Linked DNA regions of Homo sapiens: region 1 is linked to region 2. Evidence: chromatin loops called from intact Hi-C (ENCODE). Cell type or tissue: lower leg skin. All regions are shown on one strand.

Evidence for each region. Hi-C counts contacts between places; a loop is a spot of excess contacts. Peaks named below come from ENCODE experiments on the same cell type or tissue, not always from the same donor. Only the 100,000 strongest peaks of a DNase experiment are listed, where the experiment ranks them.
Region 1: a loop joins it to region 2, with 5 times the contacts of the local background. A loop is called at or near these places in 55 of 110 quality-filtered maps.

What each region holds. Positions count from the first base shown.
Region 1 is chr18:27,021,211-27,029,210 of GRCh38, reverse strand. CHST9 (carbohydrate sulfotransferase 9) reads left to right here. Exons shown (of 6, transcript NM_031422.6): 4 at 5,054-5,095. Among named protein-coding and RNA genes, the nearest start is that of AQP4, 160 kb to the right of the region's middle. In lower leg skin, no CTCF peak of the experiment used is centred here; no DNase peak of the experiment used is centred here.
Region 2 is chr18:27,600,651-27,608,650 of GRCh38, reverse strand. No RefSeq gene overlaps it. Among named protein-coding and RNA genes, the nearest start is that of CDH2-AS1, 320 kb to the left of the region's middle. RefSeq lists an enhancer at 3,092-3,386. In lower leg skin, no CTCF peak of the experiment used is centred here; a DNase peak (open chromatin) is centred at 3,202.

The DNA of each region.
Region 1 (8,000 bases), 580 kb after region 2:
TTTTCTAAAACTATTTAATCACTTTGTGGTTTCTTCTATCTTCTTTTGCTCTGTTCTCCTGCTGACCAGGAGAACTGTCTTGAGCCCCCTTTCTGGTCTGCAGCAGCACACCCAACCCACCACAATCATCCCTGTCCTAACGCATAATGGGAGGGAGCAAAAGAATTCTAGACTTGGAGGCCAAATTCAGGCGTCAAATTCTAGTTCCACCACTAGTTTTGCAATCTTGGATAGGATACCTAAACTCATGCTCTTCCTCCTTGTCCTTCCATTTTAAACGTTTTAATAATTTTATCAAAGTAATGAATTTTATCAAATGCATACATAGTTAAAGTATAAAATACAATAGAAGTTACTTTTACTGGCCAGGCACAGTGGCTCGCGCCTGTAATCCCAGCACTTTGGGAGGCTGAGACGGGCGGATCACGAGGTCAGGAGATTGAGACCATCCTGGCTAACATGGTGAAACCACCTCTGTACTAAAAATACAAAAAAAGTAGCCGGGCCTGGTGGTGGGCGCCTGTAGTCCCAGCTACTCAGGAGGCTGAGGCAGGAGAACGGCGTGAACCCGGAAGGCAGAGCTTGCCGTGAGCCGAGATCGTGCTACTGCACTCCAGCCTGGGCGACTGAGCGAGACTCCATCTCAAAAAAAAAAAGAAGTTACTTTTACTGGCCTCCTAAGTGATTTGCCTGATTAAGCAACTCTGTCCGTTCTCTCATTATATCCTATCGACTGATGTTCACAGCCACCTCAGTACCGGATGCCCTCTAGCCCGCCTGTAAACTCCTGATCCCTCCTGTGGAGATGTATGTGGACCAAGCGTCAGTGGTGTTTGTACCCAGATGTGCTGTGCCAGTTTTGCTAGTTCATATAATTATTCAATGATAATTATGTAAACCAATGATATATGGGTGTGTAGAAGAGAACTGCTATTTCTATTAAAATGTTTTGTAAAGACTCAATAAAATTGAGTTACTAAAAATAAAAGGCTATATAGGCCGAGCATGGTGGCTCACATCTGTAATCCCAGCACTTTGGGAGGCTGAGGCAGGCAGATCACAAGGTCAAGAGTTTGAGACTAGCCTGACCAACATGGTGAAAATCCATCTCCACTAAAAATACAAAAATTAGCTGGGCATGGTGGCACATGCCTGTAATCCCAGCTACTCAGGAGGCTGAGGCAGGAGAATCGCTTGAACCCAGGAGGCAGAGGTTGCAGTGGGAGGAGGTTGCAGTGAGCCGAGATCGCGCCACTGCATTCCTGCTTGGGCAACAGAGCAAGACTCTGTCTCAAAAAAATACAAAATAAAATAAAATAAAGGCTATAGAATTATATGTGAGCTAGATAGTGGTAAAATATTGGGGAAAAACTTAAATCTAAAAGGATTCTGCTTTGTGCCTTTTTCAATCTACTTTAATGAAACAGAAACTGAGAAATATACATGATGATTATGGGTGTAGTTTATGTAAGAAAATGCAGAACTGGAAATATGTGGCTATATTCTATATGCAGAAATCCTGGTAGTATTTCCATGGGATTCTTATGATACTAAATTAGATAAGGTTCACATAACGCACTCAGCAGCATGTCTGATATTTAATAAGCATTCAATCCATGTTAGCTGTTATTGTGGTTATTATTCATTTAATAATGGCGCATCCAGGCGATTTTAAAAGAAAAGATAAAACAAAAGGCAAGGTGAGACCAAATCAATCTTTCAAAAGAAAATATTGGGATAAACTTTTAAACCCAGCAACCAAAGGACCTAAACTTCACTGTGATTATTTTTTTCTTTGCATCCAAATATCTGTGTGTAAAATTAAGAGGATATTGATGATCAAATATCTACAAAGTTTAGCTGGAAAAACAAATCCTGATTCATTATTGAAAATAAAGCCTTGGCATTCCAAATGTAACCCTATTTCAACTTTAACAACAAACTGCCACATAGCCTTAGGAAGCTCTCTAACCTTTTCCTATCCTTGTATTCTCAGTTAGATAAGGATGATGACAAACAACTAAATTAATTTATCACATGGCCAGAAGAATTATTTTGAATTCTTTGAGAAAAGTACACCATGGTTGTATTTGTGTTCTCTCACTTGAGTGTGAGCTCTACCTGGCTCAGTGCTGTGTGAAGCTCTCCAACCCTCAGGATAAGGATCAGTGAAATGCTAATTTTTAAAAAAATTAAATTTTCATCAAAGCTCTAGACCTATTCACTTATTATGATGTTTATGCCAAGTTTCAAGAGGTAAAACATGCTTCACCACAAAAAACGATGATCAGAATAAGTTATGGAATGAAAGGCAAAGATCCTATTTTATTTGATTATCTAAATTAAGTCTTAATTCTTTTTCAATCTTCTAAACACAATATAAGAACAGATATACTGGATGTGAGGTTTAAACTCATTAATTTTAGTGGCTCTGGCCAAACCCAATTAATTTCTGTTTGTGAAGCAATCCCCATTGTTGGGGTTTCAAGTTATTTTCACAGTTAACCATGGAAGAATATGCATAGCTATTCAGTACATGATCTTGTAGCTAGTCAGTCAGTCTATATTGATTGTATGGACTGAGCCCAACATCCTACATATTTATTATGTACAAATATACAGAAAAATAACAATGATTTAAAAGATATAGTTAAAGCCTTTAAAGAGCTATATACTATATTACTATTATTGAGATGTGGGAGAGGATACTTTTCCTTAGGAGACAATTCAAAAGATAAAAAATAAATTGTATTTATTTCCCTATCATTTAATCGATGCTTACAGAAATAGCTCTTTCAGAAATTTAGGTTAATTCAATATATATGCATAAGACTAAACTAGGTTCAGAGAAGTTAAAAAGAGGAACCAGACTGGATCATCCCAGTGTTCAATAAGTTTACTATAGTGGGGGAGAACGGCATTTATCTAACTAGTATACTTCCATCCATGATGTGTGGAGGGACAAACTAGACCAGGGAAGAATTACCAATACCTGAGTGTACTCTCATTGTAATGCCCTAATATCAGGTCTCCAGACATCCTTAAGAAATTGCCAGATTTGCACAACCTTCATATTTGAGCCATCATGGAGATGGAGGAAAGAGCCTATCATGTCCACATTTTTTAAGGAAATGACTTGATTGTTATAAGTCAGATAGCTTAAAAGCAATATTTGATGAGAACAATCTCTCATACAATCAATAAGCAACTTACCAGAATATTGTAGGATATAAAGAAGCAGATTTTTTGAATAACCAGTTTTTCCACACCAATTTAACTTCCTTCCTTGATTCAGTGACAGCCTGCATAAATAATGATAATATGCTAGAAATAATCAATTTTGTGTGGAGGAAGATTTTGTTCTAGTCTAAACAATATTCTTATCACTAAGCCATGATAGTGTGACCTTAATCATGCTACCATTACCTGGGTGAACAGGTAAATATAGAGTTGCAATTACAATAAATTGGGTGGGAGCAATGCATTACATATCCAGGTCCAGCCCCTGGGGATCAGTTGTACTGAAGGACCTGTGACTTACTGATGAGCTATATGACTCATAAATACCTGCCTCCAAAATGCAGATATTACTAAATCAAGTAGAATGGCCAGTACCTTACACCAGGAAGTTCATAACAAGACAATTAAAAATGCCCTTGGATATATGCTTTAAATCATTCTAAAAACAGAATAGCATATCATTGATGCAAGTGTAAACTGGTATTTTTTGGCACACGTGAAATTTGCTAAAAAATAACTTAAAAGACAAGTACCAATAAGATTTTTATCTCAATTAGGGTTAGCAAAGCAATATTATAAATGAGTCACACTGAGACTAGGTGATTTAAATGAGGCAGGCTAGCAGGACAGACAATTAATCCTACCATTGCTTAAGCCACACCATCCTTTAGTACTCATTCAAGTTTTAGTCAACATATGTTGAAAGATATTTTTTAAAAGGCATGCAGAGAGCAAAACATTACCTATATATTTATAAAATACAGAATAGAATATATATTAATATATAATATATGTAAGTGTATTATATAATATATATTTCATTATAGTTATATATTATATAAAATATATGGTATGACATATAGTATATATGTTATAATATGTTGTATTATACATATTATATATATACATATATATATATAATGTTTTAAAGGAAAGAAATGGAACCATGTAACCCAAAAAGCCAAAAACTAAGTAGTCATATAATTACATTCTTACTGCTCTGTAAGATTGTTCTCAGAAGGAACTGAGGCTCTTCTCTCCCCATAGGTGACTAGGCCAGAAGAAATATACTATGTTACAGTAGGCCAACTTCATCTGGCAGAAAGATGCCCTTGGTAATCACCATGAAAAATCACCCGTTCAAGGAAAACCTTAAGATTTCTTTCTTATAGCTGTTTACTACAGAATAAACTTTCATTCGTTCTGGATAATTTAAATATCCGTGGGGTTGCTTGCCTCAGAGCCCTCTTTTTTATCCTAGCTTTCTGTTCATTTACTCTTCCAAGCTTCCCAAACTAAGGCATCCAATAGTGGGTCACTAATAATGCCAGGAGCTGTACATGGCATCTCTATCTCAATTTCACCCAAAGACATCGAGCCCAAGTACTCAATTTTACACAAAGATTTTATTAATAAATGAAAATATTATTGTATATTAGCACATTGATCTGTTATGGGATGGAATGCTGAGAATCAAAGGAAATTGTCTTCCTTGTGATGGTCATTTTCCAATGCTACCCACCCCCCAGTCCCTGGCTCCATTTCCCTGCCATAAAGAGTACAGGCTCAAAGCCCAGGCTTTTCTATACCAAATTTTCATGGTAATGCCAGGTTTCCTAATAAGTGACACCAAGCTTAATCAGGCCAGAAACACAGGGGATGACACATTTTATTTCATGACCCTCTCCCTTCCCATCATTTTCCTTGTTACAAATAAAATATGAGAGGCTTTGAGGCATCTTTGTGTAGAAAGTTTTATAAATGTCTTTGGATGTGATGGTAATATATGAATTTCTTTCCTCTTCTTTTTCAGGATGGGGACCAGTGAAGTACTTGCGGCCTGTACCCAGAATCAGTGAGTAACTTCCTCATAATGTTTGAATCTTGGGTAGTTATAGATAAGCAGAGCAACAACTAGAATATCTGAAAACCTCAGAGTGTGGCTTTTAAGCACCTGTTCTGCTGATGATAGCCATCCCTAGGAAGCACTGCCTAGGTGGCATTTTTGGAGTGCGTAAAGTCTTGGAGGGTGGGGAGAAAAAGCAAGCAAACCACGATCCTTGTCCTCAAGGGATTTACAAAGGAAACTAAAGGCTCTGAAGACTGATTTCAGTTATATATAGGATGGTGTTTTCCTTATATGAAAAAGTTTACATATTTTTCTATTTTTATTTTAAAAGTACTTAACACTTTCCTGGCACATTGCACTGTAGTCTATTGTTTAAAGTGTCTTCCTCTATGAATAGAGTAAAACCTCATTAATTCAGATACTGCTAATACAGAATTCTTGAGAATTTGATCTAGACTAAGCTGAAATTTAGCTTTGAATTTTCTGCAAGGAATGGATTTGCTAAGTGAAATGGAATATTTGTGACCCATGTAAAAAGAATACATTGTTTTCATGGCTTTGGCATACAGTGGTCTTTAGGCAAAAAGATTCAGCTGTAAAATAAAGATTATTAAGATCATGAAGTAGATATCCCCTTAGACTTTATTGGCAGGTAATAGTATTGAAAGTAATAAAACAATGTTGCTTTCAATAAATTCTGACTTCCATAATTCAGGCTAGATCTTCCTCTCCTCCTTTCCAAACTAATTATTCTAATCTAATGAGGTTTGCTATTGTGTAACATGTGGATGGAAGCATTTAGTAATAGAAGATGATCAATTCCTATTATCTTAAAAATTTATAAATATAAATTCTAATTTTGGGATGCATATCTGTAATGTTGATCACCTAGATGACAGTAGTATGTTTACTTTACAAGAAAAAAATGATATATTATTCCATTTTCTTTTTCATGATCTCACATGGCAGGTAACATTTGTTTTCATTTAAAACTCAACATTTTTGCAAAGCAAGCAAGTCAGATTCCTAGGGCAATAGCAAAGATTTGAGGTGAGGGAAAAAGACAAAATCAGACCATGCCCTCCTAGGGGTATATTGAAAAATTGGAATAGTAACTGAGTCACCATGCATCCATTTATTCCTTTATTCATTCAATAAACACTTAGCCAAGGGCCATGCTTATTGCATCAAGGGATGTAGAGATAAATAAAATTCCCTTTTTGTCTTCACTTTACTGGTAGCCCATAAGTTGAGACAGAGATGGAGACAAGTGATTTTCTCATGTGATAAGCAATGTGTTATCCCAAAAAACAAAGTGCTTTGGGAATGCACAGAATACACTGTTAAATCTAACAGGAAGAGTTGGGAGAATATTCAGTAACAGTTATCACGCTTGAACTGATTCTTTAAAGAATGAATGGAATTTCTGCAAGTAGAGAAAGGGAAGGGCAGCATTTCAGGCAGTACAAGCAAAAGCATGGAGACATCAAAGCACATGTATTGCCCAAGTAAAACAACGTAGACTTAGAGTTAGTTGTATAGAGCTGAGGGAATGTGGGAGTAGTGTATGGTCTATACATAAAGGTATATTACCAAGAAAAGATACCCTTTAAGTGGTCGAAAACAATAATTGGAGTTTAGAGAAAGAAAGATTTGAGAGTCTTTTGCATAAAGAGTTGAAATGTGAAGAAATGGAAATGAATAAGATTATTCAAGGGCACAGGAGAGAACTTTTAGGAACACACAATAGAATCAACTTCTTCCTGAGACAGGAGAAAAGGATGAGTGGGGAAAAACTAAGATGAGTTTAAAGATGGATATAAAGAAATTTGAGAGAGTTTATGCCTGAAAGCTCCCATTTTCTTGCCACTATACTGTGAACAAGCATGGGATGTAGAATACGAGGACACAAGTTCGAAACTCAGTTCAGCCACCCATGAACAATGCAACATGGGTAGGTCACATAACCCCTCTAAATTTCCATTTTACCATCTGTGAAATGGAGATAATAATAACATGCAATTCATAGGTCAGAGAACTTCATAACACATGTGGAGGCATTTTATAAACTACAATGCACTTGGCCAGAACACATGCTGGGTGACCTCACTGAGCTCTTGTTTATAAAACAGGGACAAGCTGGGCATAGGGGCATGTGCCTATCATCCCAGCTACTCAGGAGGCTAAAGTAGGGGGATTGCTTGAGGCCAAGAGTTCAAGATTGTAGTGTGTGATGATTATTGTACCTGTAAGCAGCCACTGCAGTCCACTCTGTGCAACACAGTGAGACCCTATCTCTAAAAAATCAAATAAAATAAGGACAACAGCACATAGCTTACACGGGTTACTGAGAGCATTAAAGATATGGTATCCACCATGTGTGCTCTATAGATAGGAACCACTGGGTTACTGTCTTCTGTGAGTAAGAGCTTATCTCTGGGGAAAGAGGAAAAAATTCTGCAATGGGGAAGCAAGACAAGAAAGAGACATGGAAAAATATTTTTGAGCGGAATTAAAAGCCCATCCTGAAAACATGAGTTTGCAGGTACAGCCACACCTGTGTACTCTGGAGCAATCAAAAGGAATGAGTTGATGGTCTGGGGTTGGGGTAGATCAAAGCAGGTATACTAGTGGCTGAGAGCAAGTGCCATTGAGGGGACAATTGGAAACGTTGGCCAGTGCAGATCTCAGAAGTTTAGAGGCCCTGTTCTCCGGCCTCAGCATTAGTTTGACAGAATGGCGCCCTTTCTATTCAGAGTCCGCAGCCTGTGATCCTGTGACTTGTTGTTGTCAAGTAAGTGAGTGGCTTGTGCAAAGGGCTGAGCAGCCAGATGCCTCCAAGGTTATATGCTGTCACCATCAGCTAACCTCCAGCCCTGACGCTACTGCTCAGATTTAGGACAGTGGCCAG
Region 2 (8,000 bases):
TTTCACCATGTTGGTCAGGCTGGTCATGAACTCCTGACCTCAAGTGATCCACCTGCCTCAGCCTCCTAAAGTGTTGGGATTACAGGCGTGAGCCACTGAGCCCAGCCCTGTAATTAAACTTTTATCAAGGGCAGTGACTCCACAAGGAAAATTAAACACCCAAAAAACAGAAGAGGTTTAAATGAGGTGGACTGGAAAACCAAAAGGAACTTAGTGACCAAATCAATGTCACTATTTGATCCTGGCCTCTGATCAACATGTACCTGCCAGCTGATCCCACAGAGATCATTAGAACAGTGTTTGCCTCGCTCTCACTCACTCTCATAAATGCTAGTGATGGTCATGCACTGTCTGAGAGGTGGGGGAGTTTATAGCTGAGAATTTGTTCTTATTACAAATAGAATGGAATGAACCTGACAGATTAACTGGACCAGTGGGTTTCAACCTTTCTTTCTCCATGGCAGGATACCTGCCCGGTAACATTTACATGAGCTACTTACTCATATCACTCCTAGAATTTGTTGCGTAGGTAAAATAGTCTATGGATTTTGTGCTATTCCCTATCACTACCTAAATGTCTCTCACCCAGAATCATTTCCTCCCATCCATTTACATATTCACAATATAAGTATGTGAACTATTTTCTTGAAAAACTCTGTTATTTCATGGTAAAGTATCACATTGATCCCAAACTTGGACAAAGATGGCACACAAAAAGAGAAACACCTAAGCAATCTTAATTTTGACTATGCATGCACAAACCTTAAATAAAATAACAGTGAACAGGATTCAGCACCAGTACATTAAAAGTAATAATCTTCACCAAGTGGAACTTATTCTAGAAAATCCATTATTACAATTATCCATTCATATGATATTAATTTTTCAGATTAAAAGACAAATTCCCAATTCTAGGCATGTCTGTATTGAAACACTAGAAATAAAGTTGGACTCTAGCTCAAAAACAACGTAAACCAAAACATTTTTAGTAATAAAATCTGTGAGACTTATACAAGATTGAGAAATTAGAGTATACTTTTATTAATATTTGATTTCATATCTATAAAATATTATGTTAAATCTAGTGATCAAATATTCTTTTTTAAAAGTGGAAAATAGAGTAAGATAAACAACATCAAAAAGCATTGTGAGCGATATAAATATGTATATTTACATATGTATATGTGAAAGGCAAGAATTCTAACTCTTTAGTTCCTACCAGGTCCTCGAAACTGCAGCAGTGCTATCTTATCTCACCTTCGCAAGATATCCCTGAAGTTTTATGGCCCATATTGTACAGATGAAGAAACAAGTTCAAAGAAATAAAGTAATAGGTATTGTCCATTGTTAAGCTAAAGAAGTTAAATTGAAGAGGTTATGAGAAATAGTGCAGTAATAAACTGCTCTTTCTCTATTTCTTTTCCTTTTTCTTTTCTTTCTTTCTTTCTTTTTTCTTTTTCTTTCTTTCTTTTTTTTTTTTTTTTTGAAATAGGGTCTCATTCTGTCACCCAGGCTTTGAGGGCAGTGGTGCAGTCTTGGCTCACTGGAGGTTTGACCTCATGGGCTGAAGGGATTCTCCCACGTCAGCCTCCCCAGTAGCTGGAACTACAGGTGCATGTCACTATGCCTGGCTAATTTTTGTATTCTTTGTTTCTTTGTTTGTTTGTAGAGATGGGGTTTCACCACGTTTTCCAGGGTGATCTCAAATTCCTGGGCTCAAGTTATCAGCCTCCCTTGACCTCACAAGCTGTTGGGATTATAGGCTTGAGCCATCACACCTGGCCTGTAAACTGCCATTTCTTTGCCTAGTTTCTTACAGCTTAACTGCAGAAACCCCAAGGCCCTCAGTAGCTTCTGCTTGTTGATTCAATGCTAAGGCCTCTCTTTGCTGCAGTTGTCTAAACCCTCCACACCTTGTGCCCAGAACTACTCTTTGCTGGGCCTCCCGGACTTCATTGGTGCTCCTGGATTATTTCTGGCTATGACACCTTTGATTCTTAGCTCATCTTCTGCTATATACTGAGTGTTTGTGTCCCCCCGAAATTCATATGTTGAAACCTAATCTGCAATGTGATGATATTTGGAAGCAGGGCCTTTAAGAAGTGTTTAGGTTATGAGGACAGAGCCCTCATGAATGAAATTCAGAGAATTCCCTTGCCCCTCTGCTATGTGAAGACCCAGCAAAAAGATGGCTGTCTATGAACCAGAAGAGTAGGTCCTTACTAACCACTGAATCTGTCAGCACCTTGATCTTGGACTTCCCAGACTCTAGAACCATGAGAAATAAATTTCTATTGTTTATAAGCCACCCACTTTATAGTACTCTGTTATCTGGCTGTTATCTAAGCCAGAAGGAACTAAGACACTTTCAAATTCCAGATTTGACACGTAGTGGGTATGTGAAATTGGCCCAGGACAGGACCTTGCATAAATTAATCTTCTTTCCCATTTTAGGAGCCCTCCTGATCTCTGAAAAGCCCCAGCCACTCCTCTGACCCATGTTTCCCCAGCCTGCCAGCCACTACCCTAGACACATATAGAGGCTCTGGGAGGTTGTAACAGGGGCCAGGCCCATCCTCCCCTCTGCCTCTTGAGTGGTCCTCTGCCTGCTTCCAGTGTGAGCTCCAGGCAGAAATATGGGGCTCACTTGGCAGATTGATTCAAGGATGGTTCTGGATAGGCACTTTTTGGTTCTGCCATGACATGTTGCAAGACAAAATGTGCATGACAGACATTTGTAGATATTGTTTGTTTGCCCCACATGGGAAGAAACAGACAAGGGGCAAGACAATAATAAAACATCAAACTGATGCAAATGTTCTTATTCAATCTTACATTAACCCATGAGGTAGATCTTATTATCTGTGTTTTAAAAGTAAGAACAAGGAGGACTGGAAAGATTAAGTAACTTGACCAAGGCACACAGCTAGTAGTAGTATATTCTAGATGTACAAACCTATTCTGTCTGGTCCTAAAGCCTATGTGGTCTTTCCACTCTGCTGCACTGTCCCTCAAGGCGAATATCTAATCACAGTTTGAAAAGTGTGCTGGAAGCCGGTAAAATGATGTTAACACAAAATTTTTAAAAGAATAAGCATTTTCGAGGGGACTTTTGGTTGAAGTGGTAGAATCCTGGGATCTCTGTTGCCAGAACACTTATTCCAAGCTCCGGCTGCTGAAGTGTGACTAGCACAACCTTGCTTCCCTGGTTAATGAAGTGTGTGCTGCCCTCTACTGGCCTAGAGAAAGTGGTACATCAAGCTTTGTGTTGGCTCAATGTGATTCTAAAACAGGAATGTGAAGATTCAATTATCCTGCTGAATGTGAGGTTTGCAGTGGGGTCTGGATTATTTCTATGGTATTTCCTACCAGAATAAACCTATGAACTTCTGTTCCCCGCTTTGTTAATCTTATCTGCCTCTACCATGCCTGTTAATGTACTTAATGTTTAGCAGAGGCAGCTAGAAAAAAAAGGCCATGTCTGTACACATGCAAATGCAAGAGATTAGGAATTGGCACATATGCCAGGATCAAGAAAGCACTAGTCCCTGTTGTTTGTTCTTAATATTGCCCTAATACAAATGACTGATACATAAACTTTTGAATTCATTATTGTTTCCTGTGTATATAAAACAAACTATTGATTCTCAATAGGCCAACTCTAAAATTCAGCCATTAATATAATCATTCATTCATTAAACAAAGATTATTAAAGATTATTGTGTGCCACCATGCTAATAGTGGGGCAGGTATAAATGAGAATAAGCTAGCTCACAACTTAGCGGTGGAGTCGGGCATGTCAACAAATAATTGCAATATAGTTTAGATAATGCTGTGATGTTTACAAAGTGTTGTGGTATCTCGGAAAGAATGACTCACTTTTGCCTGGTGTGACAAGGAAAGCTTTACAGAGGAGGATATGCTTACCCTTCAAGATGAGAAAGAGTTTACATGACTGAGAAAAAGAGAAGGGCATTTCAAATTGAGGAAATCTTGGCGCAAAGCCATGGAGGTAGGGGGCTATGGAAGCAACCTGGAGCACTCAGTTCCATAAGCTGATCATGAATATTCAGGGAGTGCTGTGAGTTAACTCTAAGACAATAAAGAGAGCAGAGTTAGGAAGGGGCTAACTGCTCTGCATAAGTCTGGATTATATATTATGTATATTACATATATACAGAAAGTGTGAAAAACCATTGAAGGGTAATGTTTTAAATCCATGAAACGTGTTTTGTTTCTATCTTATCCAATGTAAAGTGAATATATTGTAGAATTTGACTACTAAGGGGAAACTAACCAAAAATCAATTGATTGAAAAATACAAATTTTACTCTAGAAAATGCATGTCCAATGTGATATTTCCTGAAATGTTTTGGTTTGTGATCAAATTAAATGGATGACTACCAAATTTCACTTAACAGTGTATTAGGTAACCACATACTGGCTCTTCAATGTAAGGCGAATTAGACAGCAAGGAATTTTTCAAGTGTCTCAATAAAATAAATAAAACAAACTTCTTCCTCTAATACCCACCATACACTCTCCTCTTCAAAACATATGAAATTCTCCACTATGCTTTGTTGATGTAAAACAAATTTCCTGGTTACGCTTTATCTACTTTACCCTAGTTCCATTTCTTAAAATGAATTTTACTCTTGTATTAAAGTAACCTTTAACATAAAAATGCAAAAATATTGAAAAGTAGCTTATAAAATATTCCTTTATACCCAGCTCTTAAAGATTCCCACTTTTAAGTATGTGAGTATGTATTTGCAGACCAGAAAGACAGTTAAACATTGCTTCTCATGGTTTTCCAGGCTACATGTTTTACACAAAGATTTTTAAATATCTCATCATTATGAGTTCATATGGTTTCTGACTCCAGTAGCTCTAGTCAGAAGTGAATTTGGTATTCAGATGAACCTTCCATGGTCATTGTAATTCATTGTAATAAAACAATTATTAACAGAAGTTTAAGACAATACTGCCATTCCCACTCTGGTATGGTTACTGCTTTATTTTCTTCATCATCAATTAATATTCTATTTATAGGGAACCAGTAAAGTTACTGTAGAAAGTCTGCCATGATATAACATATAGCTACCGAGTTCTTTAAAATTAGTTTTACCTGAACTTGTATAGCAACTTTTTGATTGTGCAACAATATCATACTAAGTGCTGGAGTATGGGAAAAGTGATGTGAAAAAAAAAAGCCTCTTGTATGAACCAAATAATTTACTCAAATTTTATGAGCAGTAGATTCCTCTCCAAGGCCTTTTTTCTAGAATTATTTCTTGCTTTCTGCATTTCTAGAATTTTTGACATTATTCATACAAACATACTTACATTTTATGAATATATTATTTAAGAACAATATTAATTATAAAGTCACTTTGGGATAATCATAACCTACTCTTTTATATGCTGGAAATGAAACAAAAACAGCCACAAACATGCCAAAGAGTGATGTGCCTTAATTCCTTTGCATTTCTCTCCTTAAAGATCCATTAGCAGTTCCAGATCCAATATGCTTCTGCTTTTTAAAGGCACTGCTCCTCGATGCTGTTGATGTAGTTGAGCAGCTGTCTGGGGAAGTTGACCTAGTAGTCAAATGGCTCTACTATTAAGAAATTTGCTTAGTGAAAGGCTAGTCTTTAAAATATCACCTTTCCACAGATGGGAGCATGCCTCTGTTTCCATAGCAGACAGGTCTCAGTGGGAGCAAGCTCATAATTCATTTAAAAACAGACGCTAAGCTGGAAATTCAAATGTGAAGGACTACCAGGTGTCACCTGCTCTCGGTGTTGGGTGGAGCTGTTTCATCTTTTCCCTAAAGCACATTTCTCCAACCGCATAACTTGGTTAGAGTAAAATAGGCTGCAGCATTTCCTTCTTATGCATTGGGTAAGCATTAGTGTTCCCTGAGATCAGCTTACCCCTGAGGCCAGCCAAGCTGTGTTGGCTTCTCACATGGTGATTTTGAATAACCTTAGTGGTCCTCTGAATGTGGCTGCAGACCCTCTGGCCATTTTTATTTTTCTGATATAGATACATTTTCAATTTATCATTTGTATGTAAGGCCATCTGCTGTTTTCCTTGAGATTTGAGAAAGTCAAAAGCTAGATATTTGGAAGAGCTGTTATTTGCCCCCTCCAGATCCATCTCCCCCTGTCCCTGCCCTGCTTGCTGTCTGGGAGGGTGACTCCTGTGGATTGCATCCATCAGTTTTCCTTGTCTTCTGCTTGTCTGATAGATTTGGGGGTGGAAGAGTCAGACAAAGAACTGGCAGAAAGAGAAGTTCTGGTACTTATTCTTTAGTTCCTCTGCCTGGCCATGGGATGGTAGTGGCTGTATTGCGCAATGAAGGTCATGGATCCCATCATGGTAGCCCTCTCCTAGGGCTAGAAATCTTACCTAGTCCTGTAACTGCTCCTCTTTTTTCCTCTTCTTGTCTAAGTATGACAGTAGCTTCCGCTAGCCTAGGATTTTTCCATCCCTTATTGGTTTCTCTCAACTCTGCTAAATGTTTATAAATAGTCCTGTGGCAGACATTCCCTAGGGTAGTCCCCAAATGTGTCAAGCCCATGTGTAACCCCCTCTCCTTAAGTATAGATAGAACCTGTGACTTGCTTCTAACCATTAAAATATGGCAAAGGTGATACAACTCTTGATTAGAATGTGTATGAGGCTCTGCTGGCCTTGAAAAAGCAGCATGTTGTGAATTTCCTGAGGTTGAAAAATACACACATACACACACACACACACTCTCACACACACGCACTTATATATGTTATATATATATAGACATACACACACACACACACACACACACACACATATGTATAGGCTCAGATCAGCCTTTTTGTTTTATTAAGGTTCTCAGCTGTCTGGATGAGGCCCATCCACATTAGGGAGAGCATCTGCTTTACTCAGTCTACTGATTCAAATGTCAATCTCATCCAAAAACACCCTCATAGGCACACCTAGAATAATGCTTGACCAAATGTCTGGGCATCCCATAGTCCAGTCAAGTTGACACATAAATTTAACCACCATAGTGAACTCTAAGACCTTATGACAGCCCCTCGCCAGCAAGCAAATAGGGATGCCAGTCTCATAACTATAAGAAATTCTGCCAACAAGCTGAAGGCACTTGGTCAGGAATCTTTCCCCAGTCAGGCCTCTGATGAGACCACAGCCCCACCCAACATCTGGATTGCAAACTGATGAGACTACGAGCAGAGGACCCACATAAATTGTGACAAGACTCCTGATTTACAGAAACTGTGAGATAATACATGAGTCTATTTTAAGCCACTAAGTTTGTGGTAATTCATATGCAGCAGAAAACTCACACAAGTTCTTTCATTAAATGTTCTATTGAAGGTGATTATTTGTTTCTTTCTAGGATCTTAAATCATACAGGTAGACCAGGAGTTGGCAACCATTGTCTGTAAAGAGTCAGATAGTAAATATTTTAAGCTTTGTGGATCATAAACACCCTGTTGAGTATTCTTCTCTCTTTCTCTTTTTCCTCCATCTAATTGAAACTGTAATAATAATTCTTAACTCATGGGCTGTACAAAAACAGATGACATACTAGATTTAACACATAGGCCATTATTTGCCAACCCCTGGATAGACAAATATATGGTATCTAGGCAATGTGCATGTAACATGTTCACTGTATTGCTATATACATATTCATCAAAACCCATTTCCTCAATTTCCCAAGCCCAAATCTTGGTAATATTTCTCAATGTATGTGGAAGTACTGGTGGCTAGGTGTCTGAATTCCTTCCAGCAAAATGAGGATAAAATAAAGTATACAAATTCCAGGTCTGGTCACACAAATGTCTGGTGCAATTCTTCTCCTCACGCCTTATCTGGAGTGAAAGGCTCCAAGGTCCTAGTGAATGAATGGAAGTGTCACAAGGTGGAGGGACCCTGGGTCCCTTATCTTGGCGTGAAAGACTGCCCACAGAATATTTGCATGTAAC